Linked DNA regions of Homo sapiens: all the other regions are linked to region 5. Evidence: chromatin contacts called from ENCODE Hi-C or POLR2A ChIA-PET data. All regions are on one chromosome and are shown on one strand. Each heading gives the region's core, a stretch centred on a gene start or an enhancer-like site at or near the end of the contact. The rest is flanking DNA. Distances are from core to core; before and after follow the strand shown. Region 1 has its middle 60 kb from the start of ATP12A. Region 2 overlaps MIPEP (mitochondrial intermediate peptidase). Region 3 overlaps LOC105370115 (a long non-coding RNA gene). Region 4 overlaps MIPEP (mitochondrial intermediate peptidase). Region 5 overlaps SPATA13 (spermatogenesis associated 13).

Evidence for each region. Hi-C counts contacts between places; a loop is a spot of excess contacts on that map. ChIA-PET counts read pairs that join two places held with the same protein, here RNA polymerase II (POLR2A). Pooled maps may share reads with other maps.
Region 1: a loop to region 5 is called in a map of natural killer cell, with 11 times the contacts of the local background. The contact joins two enhancer-like sites. A Hi-C loop is called at or near these places in 1 of 168 maps with a recorded cell type or tissue (natural killer cell) and 9 of 50 pooled maps. POLR2A ChIA-PET finds 5 or more read pairs at or near these places in 2 of 52 experiments (activated T-cell and activated naive CD4-positive, alpha-beta T cell).
Region 2: a loop to region 5 is called in a pooled map, with 3 times the contacts of the local background. The contact joins two enhancer-like sites. A Hi-C loop is called at or near these places in 3 of 37 single-sample maps with no recorded cell type and 5 of 50 pooled maps.
Region 3: a loop to region 5 is called in a pooled map, with 8 times the contacts of the local background. The contact joins two enhancer-like sites. A Hi-C loop is called at or near these places in 2 of 168 maps with a recorded cell type or tissue (CD4-positive, alpha-beta memory T cell and naive thymus-derived CD4-positive, alpha-beta T cell), 3 of 37 single-sample maps with no recorded cell type and 10 of 50 pooled maps. POLR2A ChIA-PET finds 5 or more read pairs at or near these places in 2 of 52 experiments (OCI-LY7 and activated CD8-positive, alpha-beta T cell).
Region 4: a pooled map shows a loop between it and region 5 (2.9-fold over the local background). The contact joins two enhancer-like sites. A Hi-C loop is called at or near these places in 2 of 37 single-sample maps with no recorded cell type and 2 of 50 pooled maps.

What each region holds. Positions count from the first base shown.
Region 1 is chr13:24,617,416-24,622,420 of GRCh38, reverse strand. No RefSeq gene overlaps it. Among named protein-coding and RNA genes, the nearest start is that of ATP12A, 60 kb to the left of the region's middle. Within about 2 kb of position 3,645, at least 7 of the 41 ENCODE cell types and tissues checked have a DNase peak (open chromatin) inside an H3K27ac peak, as active enhancers do; they include natural killer cell, where a contact is called at or near this core.
Region 2 is chr13:23,769,716-23,774,858 of GRCh38, reverse strand. The region is part of intron 16 of MIPEP (mitochondrial intermediate peptidase); the gene reads left to right. Among named protein-coding and RNA genes, the nearest start is that of PCOTH, 120 kb to the left of the region's middle. Within about 2 kb of position 3,163, at least 3 of the 41 ENCODE cell types and tissues checked have a DNase peak (open chromatin) inside an H3K27ac peak, as active enhancers do.
Region 3 is chr13:23,965,187-23,970,337 of GRCh38, reverse strand. It overlaps LOC105370115 (a long non-coding RNA gene), which reads right to left. Exons shown (of 5, transcript XR_941753.2): 5 at 839-1,698. Among named protein-coding and RNA genes, the nearest start is that of C1QTNF9B, 70 kb to the right of the region's middle. Within about 2 kb of position 3,582, at least 5 of the 41 ENCODE cell types and tissues checked have a DNase peak (open chromatin) inside an H3K27ac peak, as active enhancers do.
Region 4 is chr13:23,793,506-23,798,041 of GRCh38, reverse strand. The region is part of intron 16 of MIPEP (mitochondrial intermediate peptidase); the gene reads left to right. Among named protein-coding and RNA genes, the nearest start is that of PCOTH, 93 kb to the left of the region's middle. Within about 2 kb of position 3,286, at least 5 of the 41 ENCODE cell types and tissues checked have a DNase peak (open chromatin) inside an H3K27ac peak, as active enhancers do.
Region 5 is chr13:24,273,249-24,278,444 of GRCh38, reverse strand. All of the region lies in intron 4 of SPATA13 (spermatogenesis associated 13), which reads right to left. Among named protein-coding and RNA genes, the nearest start is that of SPATA13-AS1, 21 kb to the right of the region's middle. RefSeq lists enhancers at 3,175-3,234, 3,535-3,824. Within about 2 kb of position 3,769, at least 18 of the 41 ENCODE cell types and tissues checked have a DNase peak (open chromatin) inside an H3K27ac peak, as active enhancers do; they include natural killer cell, where a contact is called at or near this core.

The DNA.
Region 1 (5,005 bases), core at 2,396-4,895, 340 kb before region 5:
CAGGACCACAAGCACATGCCACTTCACCCAGCTTATTTACATTTTTTAAAAGGGAATTTATCTGAGAATCATATAAAGACATGACAGAACATGTCATAGGCCACTTTACACAATAAAATAGGCAATAATATGCATATTTTTGCGAGTATCAGGCATAGTAATGACAGTCTTACAGGTGTAACAGTTGTTAACAGATGAACTGTGTTCATAAAGAAATAGGTCAGGCCGGGCGCAGTGGCTCGCGCCTGTAATCCGTGCACTTTGGAAGGCCGAGGCAGGTGGATCACGAGGTCAGGAGATCGAGTCCATCCTGGCTAACATGGTGAAACCCCGTCTCTACTAAAAAATACAAAAAATTGGCTGGGCGTCGTGGCGGGCCCCTGTAGTCCCAGCTACTCGGGAGGCTGAGGCAGGAGAATGGCGTGAACCCAGGAGGCGGAGCTTCCAGTGAGCCAAGATCGTGCCACTGCACTCCAGCCTGGGGGACAGAGCGAGACTGCATCTCAAAAAAAAAAAAAAAAAAAACGTCAAAAAGGGAAATTTACAAACATTTATCACTATGGTTGCTAACTGTGTGCACCCAGGTTTGTAAGTGAAATACTGTGACAGGCCAGGAACGGTGGCTCATGCCTGTAATCCCAGCACTTTTGGAGGCCGAGGCGGGTGGATAACCTGAGGTCAGGAGTTGACCAGCCTGGCCAACATGATGAAATCCCATCTCTACTAAAAATACAAAAAATCAGCCGGGTCTGGTGGTGGGCACCCATAATCCCAGCAACTCGGGAGGCTGAGGCAGGAGAATTGCTTGAACCCAGAAGGTGAAGGTTGCAGTGAGCCGAGATCACACCATTGCACTCCAGCCTGTGCGACAAGAGCGCAACTCTGTCTCAAAAAACAACAAACAAACAACTGTGACGGACAATCTAAGCCTTGATGAGTTTAATCAAGAACCACAATAGGTCACTGCCACAGTCCTGCACAGAGTTGAAATCTTGAGAAATTTTATGATGAAATCAATTAAAAATATAATAGGTCACCACTGCAGTCCCCCAAAGAGCTGAGATCTTGAGAAATTTCACCTTTTCCCAAATGCAGATGTACAAAAACAAAATCTCTTCATTTGTTGAGGAAGTTTCAAAGTTTTTGTGTACATATGCAATACAGAGTCAACCTGGGGTGCTGGTAGCCTGGCTCAGGCTGAAAGCCTCAGGACCCAAGGGGTGGCTAGTGTTTGAGTCTTGAAGTCCAAAGGCTGGCAAGCCTGGAGTTCCAGTGTCCCAGGCAATAGAAGAAAATCCTTTCCCAGCTCTCAGGGTGAGACCAATTCTCCTTCCGAATTTGTTCTCTCTGGGCCCCAACTGACGGGATAGTGCCCGCCAACATTGAGAGTGGATCTTTCCTACCTAGTCCACTCATGCTCACACCCTAATCCCCTCTGGAAACACTGTCACAGATGCACCCAAAATAATGCTTTACCAGGTTTCTAGATATTCCTTAATTCAGTCACATTGATGCCTAAAATGGTCGCCCCTTGTCAATTTGGCGCTCATACACGCCTCCTGCACAGCCTGCACAAGGCACTGTGGTGCGGCTATCCCGTGATTAGAATTTTAGATGTTAGGGATTTTAGACTTTAGGGACTTAGAAGTTAAGGGTTTTGATCTTTAGGAATTTTGGTCCTTCCAGATTTTAAAATTCTGGATTATGGCATTTGGGATTTTTGTGTCTTTTGGATTATGATCCAAATTCCTTCAATTATTTGCCTCCTGCCTGCTTCCTGGAATGATCAAAATTCTCTCCCTGAGATATCTGCATCCCCATGTTCATTGCAGCACTATTCGCAATAGGCAAGACATGGAATCAACCTCGGTGTTCATCAATGGATGAATTAATAAAGAGAATTTGGTACATATATGCAATGCAATAACTATTCAGCCAGAAGAAAGAAAGAGATCCTGTCATTTGCAGCCACATGGATGGAACTGGAGGTCATTATCTCAGGTGAAACAAGCCAGGCACAGAAAGACAAATATCACACATTCTCACTCATTTGTGGGAACTAAAAAGTTCATCTCATAGAGGGTGAGAGTAGATTGGTGGTTACTAGAGCCTGGGAAAGGGTAGCAAAGTAGGGAGATGAAGAGAGGTCGGTAAATGGGTATAAGAATATAGATATATAGGCCGGGCATGGTTGCCCACGCCTGTAATCCCAGCACTTTGGGAGGTTGAGGCGGGCGGATCATGCGGTCAGGAGATGGAGACCATTCTGGCTAACACGGTGAAACCCCATCTCTACTAAAAAATATAAAAAATTAACCAGGCATGGTGGTGGGTGCCTGTAGTCCCAGCTACTTGGGAGGCTGAGGCCCTCTCAGCTGTGTGTGGCCTTGGGGTGGGGAACCCAATCTAGGCTCCAGGGTTAGACACATCTGGCATGATAATTTTGGAAAGCAACCTGAAAATATAACCAAAACCCACAATTCACTCAAACCCTATAACATAATAACACCGCCTATAAAAAAATATTACAATGAAATAACTGACAAGAAAAAAACATTTCCCTGTAATCCAATAATATATAGTTAAAAAGTCCAAGTAAAAACTAATATTCTCCTGTTTAGATATGGGGAAAGTTATTATAAGGAAAAAATGTAAAAACAAAACAAAACAGAACAGGCCGGGTATGGTGGTTCACGCCTGTAATCCCAGAACTTAGGGAGACCAAGGCAGGGGGATTGCTGGAGGCCAGGAGCTCGAGAACTAGGCAACATTGCGAGAACTCGTTTCTCAAAAAAAAAAAAAAAAAAAAAAGGAAGAAAAAGAAAACAGTTAGCTAGGTGTGGTGGCACCTGCCTGTAGTCTCAGTTACTCCTGAAGCTGAGGCAGAAGGATTGCTTGAGTGCAGGGGATAGAGGCTGTAGTAAGCTATGATTGTGCAACTTCACTTCAGCCTGAGCAACGGAGTGAGACTTTGTCTCAAAAAGTAAAGAAAAAAAAAAAAAAAGAAGAACAGAACATCAGAACACAAGATATGCTCATGCTGACCACGGGATTTAGTATTTACCTTTGGTCGCTAAAGAGAAACGAAAGAACATACTAAGATATGAATGGTGGGCATTTTGAAGTTATGAAACTTTAATGCTGTGTAAAGAAGTTTAGGTAGAGAATACTATACAGTAAAATTTGAACATAATTTTAAAGTTAAAAACACATGCTACTTAACAAAATAGGCAATCCACACATAGATAATGAAGGGTTGATGCATTCCGGCATGTTTTTGGCTGTGAACATGTTTGTTATTGATTCAAAATTGTGCACAAGTGTTGCTATCGACAAAAACAAGTGCTTTTGCCCAGTGCCTCTTTTCATTTTTAGCTCCCAGGAGAACGGAGGTGGCCTTGTTCTAGTCCTCCTGCTCTCTGGCGGAACAGCTCACATGTGTGGAGCTGGGGTGTGGGGCCAGGCCTGTGTCTGGATGAGGCTTCCTCAGGCCCCAGATAAACTACAGACACCCCCAGGCCTCTGCGCACGCCTGGCGAGAAAAGGGGACTTCACAGAGGACTCAGGTGTCACCTCAGCGGCGTTCTGCAGCTGCTGCTGCTGGCTGTATTGTCCACACCTTTCATATTAAGGGTGGGATCCCTCACTGTCTGTGACCTCAGAACTACCTCAAAATGCAAATAATCAACTAACAAGCCTGTTACTTCCGGGATCCCAGCCACACAGCAGAGCTTCCTGTGTGGGATTTCTTATTCTAACTGCAGCCCTCCAAGCACGTGCATGAATCACGCTTGTTGTACTAACACGGAAACTGAGGTGCAGAGACTTCAAAGACTTGGTCAGGGCCCCTCAGCCAGGAAGTGGCAGAGCCAGTGGTGAGCCCTCTGTGCTTCTCAGGCTGTCTTTGTCATGAAAGAGGCAGCCGGGACCCCACAGAGCTTCTCCTTGGCGGGGAGTTTTCATTAGGCCCTGGCCTTCCCTGTGTGTGTAATGGAAACACCTCGTGTATTTCACCACTGTCCGGGTTGGGGCATAAGTGTCCTTCAAAGCACAGTCCCATTACGTCCCTTTCTATGGCAGGTTGAAGCCCTCTGCAGGAGTGATATGAGTGTATGACTCTTTCCTAGGTGAGAAGGCCCAGCAATCATCAAAACCATGGTGGAGACATCTTTGCATCTATTGTCTCATCTTCCTCCTGCATCATATGTGCTTGGGAAGTTCTAGAGGCTTGGGTGGTGGGTGTGTGGTGGTGAAGGGTGTCCTGTGGGGGCTGGGCCATCCTTGGTGTTGGGTGTGTGGTGGTGGAGGGTTTCCTTATGGAGCCTGGGCCGTCCTTGGTTGTCAGTGTGTGATAGGGGAGGGTGTTCACAGAGGTTGCACTGTTCTTGGCAAGTGGGTGCTGCTGTCCTGGTTGACTGTCAGGGAACTAAAATGCGGTGTGTGTCAAGAGACTGGAAGGAAGGAATGTCGGTGGGGCAATGGCCCGAGGCTCTACTGAATTCCGCTGTCTGTCCTATTCTTCCATGCTGGGGAAGAATAGGAAGGATCAGGGTAGGGAGGGCCCCAAACACGGAAATGCTGAGGCATTTGTCCCAGAGCCGCTGCCCACACAAGGTGGGTCATAGGCCCACAGATATGTGGAGGCCAGGGCTTCCCTGTGAGGAGCAGGCAGGGCCCTGCCCCCTACTCTTCAGGCACAGAGGCTCCCAGAGGTTCTTGTCAGTAGGGAAATATTAGTGCCAGCATGATCCTTTTAGAAGTGTGTGAAACAGGCAATAAGCCACCTTTTAACCTATAATGTAGGAGTCAGTGGGAGCAGCAGGCTCCTCTGGGAAATACTAACATGTGAAATGGAAGCCAGGCAGCCTCCCAGACGCAGGTGCATCTGCATCCCGAGGCGCTTTGTTACTTGGCAGTACGTGATTGACAGAAATCCAGATTCCTATAGATCAACTGCCAGAAATTTAAAAATGCCAGAAATTTAAAAATGTCTTGATTTCCTGCC
Region 2 (5,143 bases), core at 1,914-4,413, 500 kb after region 5:
CATCCCATTGCACTTCAGCCTGGGCAACAAGAGCAAAACTCCATCTCAAAAAAAAAAAAAAAAAAAAAAAAAAAGAACTGATAAACCAGTTCAGCAGGGTTGCATGGTATGAGATCAATATGCAAAAATTGTTTTTCTGTATTCTAGCAATAAACAACCTAAAAATTAAATTAAGAAGACCGTTCTATTTACAATAGCATCTGGAAGAGTAAAATACTTAGGAATAAATTTAGCAAAAGAAATTCAAGACTTGTAAAGTATAAACTGTAAAACATTATTGAAAGAAAGAAGACCTAAATAAATGGAAAGATGTCTCATGTTCATGGATTGTAAGACTTACTATTGTTAAAGATGGCAATACACCCCAAATTGACCTACAGATTTAACACAATCTCTATCAAAACCTCAGCTGCTTTTTTTTATAGAAAATGACAAATCTAATAAAATTTCTCACGGAAATGTGGGAGACCCAGAATAGCCAAAACAATCTTGAAAAGGAACAAAGCTAGAGGGCTCACACTTCCCAATTGAAGCAGTTACTACAGAGCTACAGTAATCAAGACTGTGTGGTGCTGGCATAAGGATAAACATACAGGTCAATGGAATACAACTGAGATTCCAGAAAAAAAAAAGCCATACATTTATGTTCAGTTGACAACTAATTGGGGAAAGAATTGTCCTTTCGAAGAATGGTGCTGGGAAAACTGGATCTCCACATGCAAAAGAATGAAATTGGACTCCTACCTTGTACTATATACAAAAATTAACTCAAAATAGATCAAAGACCTAAATTTAAGAGTTAAAACTGGAATATTCCTAGAAGAAAACATAGGATTACATACACATTTATGACCTTGGATTAGGCAATGGCTTCTTAGATACATCACCTAAAGCATAAACAACCAAAGAAACAGAAGATTTTTTTTATTTTAATGGGGACAAATTTTTTAATTTTAATGAGTTCAAATTTGTATCCAAAGAACACTACCATGAAAGTGAAATAACCCACAGAATGGGAGAATATGTATCTGATCAGAGTTTAATCTTTAGAAAAGCAACCCATTTTAAAGTGAGCAAAGGGTTTGAAGAGATATTTCTCCAAGGAAGATACAAAAATGACAAATTAGCACATGAAAAGATGTTCAGCATCATTAGGGATATGCAAATCAAAACCACAGTGCGAGACTACTTCATTCCCACTGGGATGGATATAATAAAAAGATGGGCAGTAGCAAGTGTTGGTGTGGATGTGGAGAAATTGGAACCCTCATACGTTGCTGGTGAGAATGTAAAAGGGTACAGCAGCTCTGGGAAACAGTCTCATAGCTCCTCAAAAAGTTAAACAGAGTTACCAGATGGCCCAGCAGTTCCACTCCCAGGTGGTAGGGAACTCTCACCCAATAGAACTGAAAACATATGCCCACCCAAAAATGTATGCACAAATGTACATAACAGCATTATTCATGATAGTCAAAAAGTGGAAACCACTCAATAGATGACTGGATGCACAAAAGCCTTGTATCCACTCAATGGAAAATTGGTCATAAAAAGAAATGAAGTATTGCTACAACATGGATAGACTTTGAAAACATTACGCTCGGTGCGACAAACTAGACACAAAAAACCTCTATTGTGTGATTTCATTTATATGAAATGTCCAGAACAGGTAAATCCATAGAGACAGAAAATAGATCAGTGGTTACCAGGAGCTGAAGGAAGGAGGAATGGAGAGGGACAGCGAATGGGCCCGGGGTTTCTCTTGGGAGTGAGAAAATGTGCTGGAGTTAGTGACGATGGTTGCACAATTTTGTGAATATACTGAAAACCATTAAAGTGTACACTTGAAAAGAGTGAATTATATGGTGTGTGATGTTTATCTCAGTTTTTTAAAGTTGCACAATTTTGTGAATATACTGAAAACCATTTAAGTGTACACTTGAAAAGAGTGAATTATATGGTATGTGATGTTTATCTCAATTTTTTAAAGAAGAGTCACTGTCTTAGAGCAGGGAAGGGCTGTGATGGGCCACACTCAATGCCTCCATTCCTTCCCAGGAAGAGGGAGACTGAATTGCCATAGAAGTTAGAGACCAGCTTTCCTGGGAAGGGTGTTCTGGCTAGTGTTCTGAGGGATTAGGTTTAACGTTGTAACCTATAGATCTAGAAGGAAATATGAGGCCATCAGCTCACCTCAGCCTTCAACAAGTTGTCATTCACCACAGATCCTTTTAACATTACACCTCAAACCTTCAAACTTAGGAGATGTGAGAAGAAAGCTCTTACAGAGCTTCTATATATAAAATACCTATAATATTATAGCATTTTAAAGTAATGCTAGTTGATTCTCTTTTTATACTAATAATTGTAAGAATACTTCAGCGCAGCAGCATTATTTATAGTGAATACTACTTTTAACTAATGGTATTGAATATTTTTATCTAATATGTTTTTTAAATTTCCATAATATGTACTGTTTGGCATTACCCAAGTTTTCCATATATTTCAGCCACAACTGTAGCCGTTTTTTTTGTTGTTGTTGTTAAAAAAAAATTGCTAAAAACTCTTGCATCAGGAATTTTGGAAATTCTTCAGATGAGACAATCAGGGAGGATTGATCACATGTTGATAGAATGCAGGCAGCCTTAGTCATTTCGGTGGCTCAGTCACATTCTTTATTTCTGTCAGTTATTCTGAACAAAATACAGGTGGTAACATGACCTGCAAATGACATACTGTCACAAGCCCTGGGCTATCCTTTAGAATGTGCAGTTAATAAGCTCTGGAATGCCTTTACATGGGAAGTGGGGGGGCAGTTGTTACGGATTCCTGGAGGTGAAGTTGTTTTTATTGTCTTTATTAATTTAGTTTCATCTTAGCAGGAGCATAATCCTTCGTAAGACACACCTCCTAATTGCACACGTCTGGCTTTTTACCTCTTAGGCAATGTAAAGGAAAGTTAATAGGATGTACTTTTTAATAGGATCTTAGGGGGATCTTTCACCATTAAAATGAGAAAATAAGTTTGGGGAGCAGCAATTATTCAAACCAAGGAAGTTGAGTGAATCATTTAGAGTTATTAGGTAAGGGTTAATAGGTAAGAGACACTGAAATGAGGATGTGGCTGTGCAAACACCACATTTCACGGGTTTCAGATGAAACATGACTGTTAGGGAAGAGTCTGTGTAGGAGTCATGCATTCTTCAGTATTTCACATACACCTTGGCCTAAGCTTATGAGAAGCTAATAGCAGTATTATTTTAATTTTGTTTTGTCACTTCAGAAATGCAGATGTGTGTGTGTGTGTGTGTGTGTGTGTGTGTGTGTGTGTAGTCAGCAAATTAGTTACATGTTACCTATTTGTTGATAACTTTATAATTTTACTGATTTTTGAAACTGGTTAATTATAGAAAAAGAATTTGAACTTACAGATGTAAACTGTTTCCAAATTATAGTCATTTATGTCTAATATTCTTGCTCCTTTTATCATTGTTTGTGTAAATATTTATTGAAGACACCCCACTAGTCACTGATACAAAGAGGTGTCTGATGTCCACCCTGCTTAGAAAGGATTCTGTTAGCAGCTGACAAACTGGACCATCCCGAGGACCAGCACAGTGCACACTTTTCCCTTCCCTTCTCTCCTTTAGCCCATGCCATAGCCCTAGGAGGTGGGTGTGGCCACGGTCAGGGTGGTTGTGGGATCTGGTGTTGGCTGTGCAGCCGGTAAGTGCAGAGCCTGCATTCCCATAGCACTTGTTGCAGTGTGACTGTCCAGTGATCCCGGATTTACTGTCTGCACCCCCCAGTGACTGTGCAGCCATGAGGTCAGGGTCCTCTCTAGTGCTGGCCAGTTGTGAATTCAGTGAGGTTTGGAAAGATGGATGATTTTCAAGTCTCTGTGCCTAGTGTTTATGCGCCATGCAGAGGTACAGAGGAAAGGGTGGTGAGCACGCACAAGACACAGGGCAGGCCCTCGCTGCCACGGCCAATGCTGAGGTGAAGTTAGGACAGCCTCTCCAGTTTTCTCTATGAAGACTGTAAAGGGACAATACAAACTCATTAGAAAATAATAAACTCGTGTGTTCTACCCCCTCTTCAATAAATCTTCCCACTGAAATAATCCCAGGTGCTGGCTGATTAGATTAATGGGGAGGGGGCAGTGGCGGTCTCTGGTGGTGGGTGAGTGGCTCTGAAGGTGAGGACTCCAGCCCAATTGCAGGACATCAGCCACACCAGAGAGCACCTGGGGGAGGCCAAGCTGGCAGGCAGGGGAGTTAGGCCCTGATTGAGCAAGAGGGTATGGAGTGGGAGTTCATCTGCACAGACTTCGATGCTGAGGTCCCAGCTGCCTGGGGGCAGGGGGACAGCAGTGAAACCGGTTGTTCCAATTGTGCCTGGAATTGGCACTGAGACAGCATCCTGACCCCCTCCCCTTTTTTTACTCATCAGAGAAGGTCTTGTTGAAGAAGCGTAATTTAAAAAGACATTGAGGAAAGTGAGAATGAGCCATATGGATCGACCTGGGGGAAGAGTATCTGAGGCAGAGAGGAGAGAGCTAGGATCAGGAGCTTACCTGGAGGCTACTGGACCAGCAAGTCAGTGGCATGTCTGGAGCACAGTGAACAACGGGAGAGTGACAGGAAGTGAAGTCTGAGCAGGACATGGTCTGAGGAAGCCATTCCAGGGTTCTGCTTGCCTGTTTAATGAAAGAAGTCAGTAGGCCCTTTCCTAGCCCATTTTCTGTTGCTTATAACAGAATACCTGAAACCGGGTAATTTACAAAGAGGAGTTTATTTTTTACAGTAATGGAGGCATGTAAATCCAAGGTTGAGGATCTGCATCTGGTGAGAGCCCTCCTGCTGGTGGGGACGCCGCAGAGTCCCAAGATGGGAAAGGGCCTCACATGGCAAGGGTGCTGAGTGTGCTCATGGGCTAGCTCAGGTCTCTCTTCCTCTTCTTATAAAGCCACCAGTCCCACTCCCATGATAGTCTGTTTATGAAGTCAGGGCCCTCATGATCCGGTCACCTCTTAAAGGCCCCACCTCTCAATACTGCTGCTTTGGGGATTAAGTTTCAACATGAGTTTTGGAAGGGACCATAGCAGCCGTATGTGACATCAAATTGTCCCATTTGTCCCTCTCCT
Region 3 (5,151 bases), core at 2,333-4,832, 310 kb after region 5:
CCCTGATTCAAAAAAAAAAGTAAGCCTATATGATGAAAACACTATAAATAATGTCAAAAGACGAACTATGAGTAAAACAGTGTTCCTCTAGAAATCCATAAGGAAAAAACCAACAATCCAATAGAAAAAATGACCAGAACAACAGTTAACAGAAAAGGAAATACAACAGCATTTTAATCATCAGAAAAGATGCTCGACTTTGCTCATAATAAAAAAAATTCAAATTAAAACAATACTAAGAAATCACTGCTCACTTATCAAGTAGGAAAACTGAAAAATATAAAAAAGTACTTCTGGTGAGGGTGAGGGAAAACAGCTCCCATCATACACAGCTCTTAGAAGTGTAATTAGTACCAGCACTGAGGAGGGCTGTTGACAATAGTTATTAGAATTTCAAATGTGTTTACTTTTTGAACTACTTCTTCTATTCCTAGATATTTACTCTGCGGAAATATTTGCACAGTTGCAAAATTTTATCTATACAAGCTGTGAGAATTGCACATACCAGGATGGAATCACTCTTTTCAGACGCTGACAAAACAGGGCTGGGAATGCACAAAAGAGGAGGCTCGTGCTTGCATGTCTGAGATAAGAACTGCTTCCAAAGGCTTCCTAAACACCTCCCAAGAAATCCCTTCACATCTGTCACACATCTCCTGTCTTGGAAGTCTGGCATGTTTCACACGTATACAAGTATTTTTAGGTTGGTGCAAAAGTAACAGCAGTTTGGACTGTGAATTTTAAATCATTATAACTAGGCTCAAACATCTTTATTAATCAAAATAGGAACCATTACAACCAACACATTTTTGTCAATGAGAAATAAGTTTTTTTTTTTCTTTTCTTTTTCCTTTTTTTTTTTTTTTCCTCTCTGAGATGGACTTTCACTCTTGCTGCCCAGGCTGGAATGCAGTGGTGCAATCTCAGCTCACAACCTCCGCCTCCTGGGTTCAAGTGATTCTCCTTCCTCAGCCTCCCAAGTAGCTGGGATTACAGGCATGCACCACCACGCCTGGCTAATTTTGTATTTTTAGTAGAGACGGGGTTTCTCCATGTTGGTCATGCTGGTCTCGCACTCCTCACCTCAGGTGATCTGGCTGCCTTGGCCTCCCAAAGTGCTGAGATTACAGGCGTGAGCCACTGCGCCCAGTCTGTTTATTTCTATAGTGTAAAAATCCATTCTTCAGGATTCAATAAACTCTTGAAAGCATTTTCTGCATCCTGCTGGTCCTGAAAGCATTTTCCCTGCAAAGAGTTGTCAAGATGCTCGAATAAGTAGTAGTCAGTTGGCGAGAGATCAGGTGAATACGGCAGATGAGGTGAAACTTCGTAGCCCAATTTGTTCAACTTTTAAAGCGTGAGTTGTGTGACATGTGGTCAGGTGCTGTCATGAAGAAGAATTGGGCTTTTCTGTTGATCAATGCTGCCTGCAGGCGCTGGAGTTTTCAGTGCATGTCATCAATTTGCTGAGTACACTCCTCAGAGGCAATGGTTTCACTGGCATTCAGAAAGCTGCAGTGGATCAGACGAGCCGACGACCACCAAATAGTGACCATAACCTTTTTTGGTGCAAGTTTGGCTTTGGGAAGTGCCTTGGAGCGTCTTCTTGGTCCAACCACTGAGCTGGTCATTGCCGGTTGTCGTATAAAATCCACTTTTCGTCACATCACAATCCAATCAAGAAATGGTTCATTGTTGCTGCATAGAATGAGAGAAAACGACACCTCAAAATGGTGATTTTCTTTTTTTAAATTTTCAGTCAGTTCACGAGGCACCAACTTATCGAGCTTTTTCACCTTTCCAATTTGCTTCAAATGACAAATGACTGTAGAAACTGTATCACTAGGCTGGGCGTGGTGGCCCACGCCTGTAATCTCAGTACTCTGGGAGGCCAAGGTGGGCAGATTATTTGAGGTCAGGAGTTCAAGACCAGCCTGGCCAACATGTTGAAACCCCGTCTCTACTAAAAATACAGAAATTAGCTGAGGGTGGTGGTGCACACCTGTAATCCCAGCTACTCCAGAGGCTGAGGCAGGAGAATCGCTTGAACCCAGAAGGCAGAGGTTGCAGTGAGCAGAGACTACACCACTGCACTCCAGCCTGGGCAACAGAGCAAGACTCAGTCTGAAAAAAAAAATGCATCATGTATGTTTATTGCAGCACTGTTCGCAATAGCAAAGACTTGGAACCAACCCAAATGCCCATCAATGATAGACTGGATAAAGAAAATGGGGGCACATATACACCATAGAATACTATGCAGCCATAAGAAAGGATGAGTTCATGTCCTTTGCGGGTACATGGATGAAGCTGGACACCATCATTCTCAACAAACACACATGGAACAGAAAATCAAACACATGTTCTCACTCATAAGTGGGAGTTGAACAATGAGGACATGTGGACACAGGGAGGGGAACATCACACACTGGGGCCTGTCGCAGGGTGGGGGTCTAGGGGAAGGATAGCATTAGGAGAAATACCTAATGTAGATGACAGGTTGATGAGTGCAGCAAACCACCATGGTACCTGCACATTCTGCACATGTATCCAATAACTTAAAGTATAATAATAATTTTAAAAAGGCCGGGCATGGTGGTTCACTCCTGTAATCCCAGCACTTTGGGAGGCCGAGGCCGGTGGATCACAAAGTCAGGAGTTCGAGACCATCCTGGCTAACACAGTGAAACCCCGTCTCTATTAAAAATACAAAAAAGTTAGCCAGGCTTGATGGCACACGCCAATAGTCCCAGCTACTTGGGAGGCTGAGGCAGGAGAACTGCTTGAACCCAGGAGGTGGAGGTTGCAGTGAGCCGAGATTGTGTCATTGCACTCCAGCCTGGGTGACAGAGCAAGACTCCATCTCAAAAAAAAAAAAAAGAAAAATAGAAAGTAGGTAAAATTAATTGTAATAATATATCTCATTTAACTAAAAAAAAAGTGCATTACTAGACACTCTTTAGGGCTGTAATAATTCCAATAAAATACTCTAAGGAATACTTGCCCCAGTAACAGCATCTCCGCCGATAAACTGATGACAACTCTGACTTCATGCCTTTGGAACCAATAAACTCTGTTCCTAAGTAGGTTACATGAACCTCTCTCTTCCTGCTAAAAAAAAGCGTCCCTTTACCTTTCAGCAGATGGCACTTGTGGGTTGCCACTCTGTGAATCTCTGATAAACCACTTTTTCCACTCCTGAATAAATTCAACATATCTGGAAGTAAGATTCTTAAGTGTCTTTTTTTTTAGGTTGACATACTCTGTGGTCAGAAGTGGGATGAAACAAGGGTACCTTTAAAACAGATCGGCAACCTTTGGGACAAGACGAGGTACACACAATTGAGCTGTACTTCCGCGGATTGCCTTTTTTCTACCCAGGTACATCTCTCAGGTCAGGCTTCCTTCCTTTGATAGCAGCTGTCTGTTGAGCTTATTTAGGACCTGAGTGGGTTAAGTCACTGTAGTAAAGGCTCTCGTATCCCTTCTGGGACTATAAAAGACTTTTTATGTATTCTGGCAAGTCACGCAAACTGTCTTTTTACTAGAAATGACTTGCCAGAATAGATAAAAAGTCTTTGTTTGTGTTTCTGATCCTGGTAAATGAACTTTTGGTTTCAGTTTTGTTCTGAGTTGTTAGCATATTCTTATACATTTGTTTACTGCTTGCTTTTTCCCCCATTTGTTTCTGAACATCTTTCAAGAACAAAATTTGCTTTCTAAAATGGTAGGCAAGGGTTGACCCTTTAAAAGCCATTAGGGTAGTTGCCACCATTCTGTGAGGGATGTCAGTCTCCAGAGAAAAAGTCTGTTGTTAGAATCAACTGGTACAAAGACAGAGAAAAGTATCACTTGGGGGCCTGCCAGTTAAAAAAAATCATGTATCCAGGGAAAACTTGGTCATGGGGTGCGGGATGGGCAGTCAGTGCGCAGGCTGGGGCCAAGTCAGACAAAAATCCTGTGCCAGGCACACTAAAACAAGCACCGGTCCAAACCCCTAACATACAGAAATCGGCAAAGTTTGCAGGTTAAATCACTGCCCAGGTAGCGTCGGTCAGCATGGAGTACTCTGATAGATATGCCACCAATCAACAAGATACATAAAAGAAGAAAGATTTCAATACCTCTCCTGCTCAACTCAAGATAAAGATACAGGGAGGGAGATGGGACAGATGTCTTAATAACATCAAACCAAAAAACCCATGGGGTCTTTTGTTTTTGTTCTTGTTTTGTCATGTAAAGAATGTATCCATGCATTAAGGAATGTTTTTGCTGTGATTAAAAATAAAGAGTTGTATTTTTGAAAAGAATGTCTTATCTCTTTGAGGTATACACTTGAAGTGGTTGCAAATTAAAGTATATGATGTGCAAGTTTGTTTTAGAATAACCTGTCAAAGTGGGAGGGGGTGAGTACATATGAAACAAAATTGATGAAGTTGGTAATGGCTGAAGGTGGAAAATGAGTTTAACTCTTTTATTTTTTGCATGCTTAAAATCTTCCACGATAAAAATGTTTTAATGTAGCTATGGAACTATACAGGAAGGAATACATCTTCAAAAACAAGCTTTCTACTAATAGAAGAGCCACTAACAGTACTAATGGTACTCTAGTAATAGACTATCAATTTTTTACTGTATTTATCCCCTTGTTTCAGACTCATCTGTTTCTGTGTTCATCATTCCTTCTAGGCGGTGTTTCTCCATCTCAGCACTATGGACATTTGGAGTCAGATCGTTCTTTGCTAGGGGGTTGTTCTGTGCACAGCAGAATGTTTGGCAGCATTCCTGGACTCCACCTACCAGATGCCAGGAGCACATTTGTTCCTTAACCCCTATTTATAACAATCAAAAACACCTACAGACATTGCCAAAGGCCCAAGGAGAGGAGAGGGCACTCGAAATCACTTAGACATGAGCCATCTAATGCCATCCAATTAGATCAAATGCCTCAAGGAGCGTTGTCAATTTTGCGCTCCTGGTGATGAAAACAAGGATTGGTACATACTAAGTGTTGACTAAAAATCTAGTGAATAATTAGGTTGGATGCCTTACCAGAAGCCATAGGTAAATAGAAGTATAAAGGAAAATAAACATAAAGTAAAGCTGGGTGGCAGTTCAGTTTGCTGACAATGGCATCAAGTTTATTCTTGA
Region 4 (4,536 bases), core at 2,037-4,536, 480 kb after region 5:
TGGATGTAACAGTAAATAAAGTAGACCAGAATCCTTGCTCTCATGGAGCCTGTATTCGAAATAGCCTTTTAGATGTGTATTTGCTAACCAATTCATCATTATATCTGGCTGTCCTGTCAGACATCTCGTTATTAAGCAAAATAGTTCTCAAGCCTATCAAATTGCTTTGAGTTGTGAGCAGAGAGACTGAGCATAAAAGATGAAAAGATTGAGACATTCTGATGCGTATACAACTAATACCGAGGCTATATTGGGATCCTCGTTTTTAATTTCCAGAGGGAGGCTCCTTCCCTGAAACATTAATGAGAAAAAGGTACCTTTTGTGTTTTTGTAGGGCTCTTGCATTCTTCCTCACTCTTGATGATGTGGCAACCTACACCTATTTGTTGTGCATCAGCAAGCTTTCCTGGAGGCTAAAGAAACAAGATGACCAGGCAGAATAGAGGAGTGCTTTAGAGGTTCACGGCAGCCAGCAGACAGACCTGGGTGTTTGGTGCTTGCTAGTTTGGGAGGTGGTGATAAAAGAGAAGGAGTGGGAATGACACCCACTGTTTTAATAAAATGAGCCATCTGTGGGGGTGGGGATGACGTTCAGAAACAGAGTACAGGAGGGGTGGTAGCTGCTTCATGCAGTGAGGAGTGCATGGGTGATGAATTTCATTTGATGTGACTGTAGAATATCCAAGTGGAGATGAACAGTGTTGGGCCAGTGGGTCCACAGCCCAGGAGACAGAGCAAGGTGGGAGCTCTGTAGATTTGGGAGTCATTAGTCTAGTGAAGGTACTAACTGTGGGAAGGGGCAGCAGGGAACAGGGAGAGTTTGCTGTGTAGGATGAGGGGAAATTGAGGAGATTACCCAGAGGTGTGTCCGTCAAAGGGCACAGACTGGGTCAGCCAGTGTGGTTGGCATGATGTTCTCATTGGAACAGCCTTTTCTCAAGTACCAGCAAAACCCAAAATTTTTAACATTTTCTTTTCAGTTTCTACTGCTATAATCACAACAATATAATGCTCTGCTCCTTTCTATTATTTTAGGGTTACATTGGCTGTATAGTGGCTTGAAACATCACTTATAGAACATTTGTTTTGGATGTGTGTTGTGAGTTCCCAAGTAACAGAATAGTGAATGAACTTTTAGCATATAACTTATGTGTAATTTGAGGGCTTCCCATGTTAAGATTGCTTGATTTCTAGAGAAGATTCTTAAGCTGACACTGCTGTTACCATGATTATGTATGCAAAGGAAAGTAACCACTGTACCAGCTTGGAGATGGAGTGCAGCTAGTGGTGAACCCTGTTGTTTACATAGTGTGCTCATCCGGATTAACTTTCAAACATGCCTCTTAACCATGTGGAAAGATGAGAATAGGGAGATGAAATCAATATAATGGAAGAGTGCAGAGAGATTTTGAGAGTACTGTTACATTTACTACGTGGAGTTTTTTTGTTTTTTTTTTTTAGTAGTCCCAAAAAGAAGAAAAATTTAAAACCTACCATGAGAAAATGGCATTGTTATGCACAATTTTGGTGTTAATGCTTTAATATATTATTACTACTAGAGTTTCTTTTCTTTCCTGTTCTCTCATTCCCTTGATAGTCAATTTTTGTTTGTTTGGTTTTTTTTTGAGATGGAGTCTCGCTCTGTTGCCAAAGCTGTAGTGCAGTGGAACGATGCCAGCTTACTGCAACCTCTGCCTCCCCGGTTCAAGCAATTCTCATGCCTCAGCCTCCCCAGTAGCTGGGATTACAGGCATGCACCACCGCCCTGATAATTTTTGTATTTTTGGTAGAGATGTGGTTTCGCCATATTGGCCAGGCTGGTCTTGAACTCCTGGCCTCAAGTTATCCGCCCACCTCGGCCTCCCAAAGTGCTGGAATTACAGGCGTGACTCACTGCATCCTGCCGATAGTCAATTTTTAAGAGCTTCTTTGTTCGATATATAGAGCATACATGTATATACATATACACACACACATATATATATAATATATGAAGATAGGTGACATTTAAACACTCAAGCATATTAACAATTGTGTGTGTATATGTATGACAGGGTCTTGCTCCATCACTTAGGCTGGAGTGCATTGGCATGATTATGGCTCATTGCAGCCTTAACCTCAAGGCTCAACTGACCCTCCTGTCTCGGTTTCCCAGGTAGCTAGGACTACAGGCGCTCATCACCACACCCCACTCCCAGCTTTTTTTTTTTTTTTGGTAGAGATGAGGTTTCACTATGTTTCACAGGCTAGTCTTAAACTCCTGGCCTCAAGTGGTCCTCCTACCTCAGCTTCTCAAATGTTTTTGTGTTTTTAATTTTAACTGTATATCTTAAAGCTGTTCATGGGTGACTTTACAACTTTATTTCAGTTGTTAATATAAAAGTGTAGCACCACGTATTGACCTCATGTAGCATCAAGTATATAATGATTTTACCTTAAAAGCGTTAATTTTAGAATAGTTGATAAGACATGAAGATAAGAAAATAATTATCCATTAAGTGATTTCTGTCATCTAGATTAAAATGTCAATCAGATTGTTCCCATTAGTTATTTTTAAACTAAGACAGGTAAGTAACCGTGATCATATGGGGAGTCCTTATACAGAAATCTTAGGGTTGCTTTGGACCTTGGCTATTTTTATCCCACACTTGTTCAGATGTTGGTTGAAAGAATGGCATAAGGGTCTGTTTTTAAATGTATAAACAAATATATTGTCTATTAAACAATAGGACTGGAGCCCCAGGCGGGTTAAATATTTACTGCTCTCTCTCCAGAGTATTCAATTTAAACTATTTGGTAAAAATGCTTATTCCTCCTATTCTTTTTTTTTTTCTTCGCCCTGGGGAAGAAGTTTCCTCCTATTCTTATGCCCCAGCTCTCCTGCAAATGGAAAGTCTCTTCCATGAGGTGAAGTTAGTGCCTGGGCTGAGCTAGCTTGGAATATTTGATGTTGCTAAGCAAACATCAGGTTAAAGAAAACAATATTTATTTTTGTTTTTATCTTAAATACGAAGAAAGACCATATGGTGCATATCTAGAAACACCTAAGTGGTTAATTGCATGTTAAATTTCTTTCCTCTTTGCCTGCATAAACAACTGAAAAAATATTTACTTTCTGTGTCATGCTAGGTTTATTTATGACTTTGTAACTAAAACACAGAAGTGTTATAAATTGAAACTTTAATCTCATGATTGACTCATTTTCTAAAAATTTATATGGTTTCAGTTTGTGGGACAGCTGCAACTCTAGATTTCAGTGATTTAAAACATGAGGAAATTATGACTACCCGGTTGTTTTTTTAATATGGTCCTTTGAGCCAAATCACCAACTTTCATTTTTGTCTTGGTTTTCATGAATAATGCTGCCCTTTTTTTCTTCTCGGCCTGCAATTTGACAAGCTAGATATAAGGAACTAAAAATCCAGGCTATTAGTAGAAGTTATTTCTTTACCAGGTAAACTTTTGTATCTTAAATGATGCACATGTGTCTTTTAGATTTAGGCTGTTTCTATTTCAGGAAGCGTTTTCTCTGGTAATTTTCTGAGGTAAGTCCCGTTTTTACTCACAAGGAATGAGAGCCGGACACAGGGACCATTGTGATGCCTCTTTACCTTTATGCCTTATCACCAACAGGGAGTTAAGGCAGCGTTAGCAATATGAGGAAGGCTCCAGTTGAGTGTTGTTAATTTTTAATTTTAATTTTATGTTGAGTAAGTAATACATATGCATGATTAAAAAATCACAGGGTGTCAAAAGCTTTACAATACAGTCTCCCTCCTCCTCAGGTCCCTTTCTCTGGAGGCAGCCTGGGGTACTATATCACACTGATTTGAAGATGAATTACCTCGGTTCAACATAAATTTAAAGACATAAAATCTGCAGTTCTCAGTCACTTCCTCCTCTTAATATTCTTCTTGCCTTTTCTCATGGATAGAGCAGCTCTAGACTGGACTCACAGTCTTCCCCTAATGAGCGTCCTAGGAAGTATCTGCTATACAACTCTCAAATCCACACAACATTAGTGAGGTCTTTTCTAAATACAGATTTGAGTGTGACGTCCCTTCCCTTAAAACCCTCAATGGCTTCCATTGATCTTAAGCTAAAGGCCAGAGTCCTTTGCCCACTTGCAAGTTCCTGCGTGGTCTGGTCACCCAAGCTTCCTCCAGCAGGACACAGCCTGCTTCCTTTGGCACTGGAGTCTTGGCACTTGTTTCTGCTGCCTGGAGTGCTCTCTTTCTGCTCCCTTTGCCTTCTGCTTGAACCATCATTTCTCCAGACCTGGCCAGCCTCTGTTACAGTCTCCCAGGGCTGGGGTCCTTCCCTTAAGATGGGTCATCTCAGTTTATAATGTATTGATGCCATTTGATTCATTTCTATCTTCCCAACTGGAGTGAACCTCAAAGAACAGCATGGCTCATTTCTGATTTGTTTATTGTTTTCCCAGGGCCCTGAACAGTTAGTAGTATGTACCCAATAAATATTTACTGAGAAATGTTTTTACATTTTTATTGAGATATAATGTACATAAAGTACACA
Region 5 (5,196 bases), core at 2,520-5,019:
TAAAAATAGAATTGCAAGATGTTATTTTATCAGGTGCCTATAATGTGCTAGGCACTGATTTAAGCTGTGGAGATGAACCGGCTCATATAATCCTCATGACAATGCTACATGGGAGGTACTGTCAGTTGTCCCCACTTGCAGATGAGGAAACTCAAGTCCCAATAACACACAGCTGTGTGCAGCAGGCTCAGGCCATCTAACTCTTACCCACTGGGCAGAACTGTCTCCTCCAGCAGTAGCTGTTACTTGTAATAAGACAAAATGATATTAAAAACAGTGTTAGTATCCAAATCTGTGTGTTTTGCTCCCATTCTGGAGAGCAGCCGTATGTCCTGCCCTCCGTTCCCTCACTAACCCTTCCTTCCAACTACCAATCCCTGCTCCCAGTGGGGCCTGTCAAGGACCTGATTCCATTTTCTGGTTGTATCCTTTTCCCTTCACCACCCTAACTACTTTCACGATTTTAAAGTCCCTTAAAGTTAATGACTCCTGTGTTCCTGTCCCATAATTCAAGTGTGTTTTATGGAGTGGGATTTCTCAGTGTCTGATGTCTAGACAGGAAGAATCTTTGTGCTATGCTTTGATGCTTCGTCCAGGCCTGGTGGTTTTCTATGATTCCCCACGCTTACTGTCTAGGTCGCTTACCATCTTAAAGGACAGGACAGACTTAAAGGAAAGGACAGACGTTTGATTTTTGTCTTCCCAGCCCCTAGCATAGTACCTGGCATACAGAAGGCACTCAGTATGTGATTTCCAATTGAACTGCAAATTGCTGATGTGGAAACTGAGGTTCCAAGAAGTTGAGTCATTTATCAGGGCTATACAGGGGCTGGGTCCGAACCAGGATAGGAACCCAGGTCTCTCTGACTCCCACCCCTGTGCTCATCTGAGATTCTAGCTAGAAAAATCCCTCAGCCAGTCTTCATGACTCTGTTTCCCTCCCCAAGCCATCCTATATATTACTTCCAAGGTGAACTTCTTCTTTTTTTTTTTTTTTTTTTGAGACGGAGTCTTGCTCTGTTGCCCAGGCTGGAGTGCAATGGCGCGATCTCGGGTCACTGCAAGCTCCGCCTCCTAGGTTCACGCCATTCTCCTGCCTCAGCCTCCCGAGTAGCTGGGACTACAGGCGCCCGCCACCACACCCAGCTAATTTTTTGTATTTTTAGTAGAGACGTGGTTTCACCATGTTAGCCAGGATGGTCTCGATCTCCTGACCTTGTGATCCGCCCGCCTCGGCCTCCCAAAGTGCTAGGATTACAGGCGTAAGCCACCGCGCCCGGCCCAAGGTGAACTTCTTAAAACAGTGGTTTTATGATGTCACAAGAAATGACATGCGAGTTGTCTATTGCTTCATAACAAAATTCTTTTACGGTATATCTTCTCTGTAATCTGACTCCACTCTACTTGAACACTTTTTAAAGTGTCACATACTCTCAGTAGACATTGTTCAATTGAATTACGAATTGCTGATGGGGAAATAGCAATTTGCAGTTCAGCTGAAAAATCTTAGATGTAGTAGTCCACAGCGTGTCAATGCCAGCTCTGCTGGGCAGAGTTCCTCACAATGGCCAGACCCACAGGCCGGTGCTGCTGCCTTCTTCACCTCTACATGTTCCATTCCTCACTAACTTCAATAGGCTTTGAACCTCAACTACAGATGAAAGTTAATAATGATGACTTCTTATCTAAGGGAATTTTGACGCTGTAAAGCTATTATAAATTCTCAAAATGTATGTCACCAAAATCAGGAGAAATGAATGTATTATAATAATTAAAAAGTAAATTTTATTGTTTCTTTCTTCCTTTCTTTTACCATCTTAACCCTTTTTAAGCACACAGTTCCAGTTCAGCAGTGTCAAGTATATTCACACTCTTGTACGACAGAACTTTTTCATCTTGCAGAACGGCCACACATATTAAACACCAACTTCCTCTTCTTCCTCTCCTGTTCCTTGGCAACCACCTTTCCACTTTCTGTTTCTATGATGTTGACTACTTTAGATACTTCATATGAATGGGATCATACAGTATATGTCCTTTTATGGCTGGTTCATTTCACTAAGCATAATGTCCTTGACATCCATTCATGTGTACCAAGTGTTAGAACTTCCTTCTTTTTAAACACTATATAATATTCCATTGTTTGGTTAGCACTTCCATTGATTTTTAAAAAAGGAAAAAACCAAAAATATTCCATTGTGAGTATACACACCACATTCTGTTTACCTGTTTGTGGGTGAACATTTGGGCTCCTTTTACTACTTGGCTATTGTGAGTAATGTGCTACTATCTTTTTGAGACCCTGCTTACAACTCTTTAGCATACTTGATCAAATGGTAGTTCTAGTTTTAATTTTTGGAGGACTCTCCATACTGTTTTCCACATGGCTGCATCATTTCACATTCCCACCAACAGTGCGCAACAGTTCCAATTTCTCCACATTCTCACCAACCGTAGTTTCTTTTGTTGAAAAAATTGGTGTGGAAAAAACATTTTTTGGGGGAGGGGTGAGGGACAAGGTCTTGCTCTGTCGCCCAGGCTGGAGTGCTGTGGCGCGATCTCAGCTCACTGCAGCCTTTGCCTCCAGGGTTCCAGAGATTCTCCTGCCTAAGACTACCGAGTAGCTGAGATTACAGGTGCGTGCCATCACATCCAGCTAATTTTTGTATTTTTAGTAGAGATGGGGTTTCGCCATGTTGGCCAGGCTGGTCTCAAACTCCTGACCTCAGGTGATCCACCTGCCTTGGCTTCCCAAAGTGCTGGGATTACAGGCGTGAGCCACTGCACCTTGCCCAAAAAGCCATTTTTGGAAACGATCTTGTAAACAAGAAGCAAAGACTGCTCCAAATTGAAATCAGTTTTAAAACCCCAAATGCCTACATACAATCAATATGAGAGCAGACAGAGCAGGCTCTTTCTACAACACTTCCCGCAGCTTCAGTCAGGTAGAAGGAGCACACCCTTGGTCATCAAAACTGCGTGCTGACCATCAGCGCCTCTCTGACTGGGGACAATTCCAAGAGAACACATCTGTTCCACAGAGTACTATCAATTCCAAAAATGTAATAAAGTGAATTTATAATGCTCTTGTTCAATAACCATGGTTAACCATCACTCCTAGAAACACTGCCCTCTGGGGGCCCCTGATTCCTGGGGCTGCATTGGTCCTTCCCCAGTCCATCCCTTACACAAATGTCTCATTTTCCTCCCCCTCTCTGCTTTCCTCCTGGCTGCAGCTGTCAGTGAGTAGAATGCCCCAGTCCCCATTTTCAGCCCTGGCCACTTTTAGCTTTAGGAACTACTACAGAGAACAATGTGGTAGCCATAGAGGAGGTGTCATTTTTTTAAATTGGAAGGATTGTTACAAATACAGTTAGAGAAGACATCAGGAAAAAAAAAGCCCCTGACTGATAAGTGGGGGAGGGTAGTCCTGGTGAGGGTGTGATAACAGGGTGGAGGTTGAGGTGTTCTGTTAAATGAAAGGGAGGTGAGATCTAACACAGCCCTTAAACATCAGGCACTTGACAACAAGGAGACATAGATTTAGCTATTTTCATGAGGCACTCTCCAACACTGCCTAGCTAATGAGCAGCTGGTTCCCGACCAGCATCTCCCACCCAGCATCACTCCTTGGTGGGGAATTTCCCCTCCCTTGACTTCAGGGAAATTCCCCCACCCTTAAAATAATCTGCTAAAATCATGTATTTGAGAAAACCTCTTGCTGATGGCTCAGACTTCCTCAGAGTTGAGATAAGCCATTCTGACTTCCCATCTTAAAAACAGAAATGGCAAGCCCAGGCGGGCAGCTCGTGTTCACAGCTGGGAGCAGCTGTCACGGGCTGCTGCTCTGTGGGCTGAAACTATGGGTGAACCCCAAGAGCTCAGGCCACGGAGATGCACACAGAGGGAAAGAGCTGGGTCACAGGAACTGACAACGTCAAAACATGATGCACAATTTCCAGGGTCCATCCCCCTTCAGTGGTTCCCAAACACCCAGGGCCTGTGGCATCTAATCACATGGAAAATGTTTAGAAAAATAAAGATCCTCCCCTGCCCTGGGCCACTGAGTCAGGTTGGGTGGTGGTAGTGGGGAAGGATGTTGGCTGAGAATTTATTTTGAAAAGCTCCTCAAATGATTCTGACACCTGGAAAAATTTGGGAACCACTGGACCTTCAGGTTAAGCTTACTTAAACCACACCACATGCTCAGGTTGTTCTAGGACATATGCCTTTTGTTGCCTGTCCATGCAGCAAGCCACAAGTTGCAGGCAATGGATTCTGATTGCATTGGCTGGAAACCTCTGCGTTAGCCAATGTGTACCACTGAATGTTCCTTATTCCAACGAATAGGACAAAATCCTTCCATCCGTCCACGCTGACCTCTCCGCCTGGAGCAACTTTCCCACCCAAAACAGCCCATCAAATTCTGGCTCATCCCTCAAAAGTTTAACCATTGGCCGGGCGCAGTGGCTCATGCCTGTAATCTCAGCACTTTAGGAGGCTGAGGCAGGAGGATTGCTTGAGGCCAGGAGTTCAAGACCAGCCTGGGCAACATAGCAAGATCCCATCTCTATTTAAAAATAAACTTAAGGAAACAAAAACCAACCAAACAACAAACAAAAGTTGTAACCATCATTGCTTGGTGACGGTTCCATGACTTATTTTTCAGTTCCCTGATCCTCTGCCATAACAATATCTGCCTTTGATGTTCTATAAACATGTTAGACTAACCTCTTTTAAAATATGTATCGCATTTACATTATAGTTATTATTAAGTTTATATCTGTCCCTTTATATCCTGTCCCTACTCTTATCCTAGCTATGACTTTCTCAAGGACAAGGAACATGCTTAATAGTCAGTGTTGGGTGACTGAATTAAAGTATGAAATATGTTTCATGTTCCAGAATGTAAACTGTTAGTGTTGGAAAAGTCACTAGTATATCTAATCTAGACTTTCAAGCCATTCTTCACAAATAGTATTTTTCAATCTTTTAAACATGTGGACAACAATAAGATCAAAAGGAATCCTAGAAACTGACATATTAACTCTCACTAATAATCTGTTATTAATGTCTAAGGAGCTTTGAAGAATCATTCTCTTAATGTATAGCTTCACATCAGTATTCAACTTAGGGCCCTGCACCCTGGGCAGCCAACACCCCATTGGCTCCAGACCCCACAACCAAGCCAGCAGC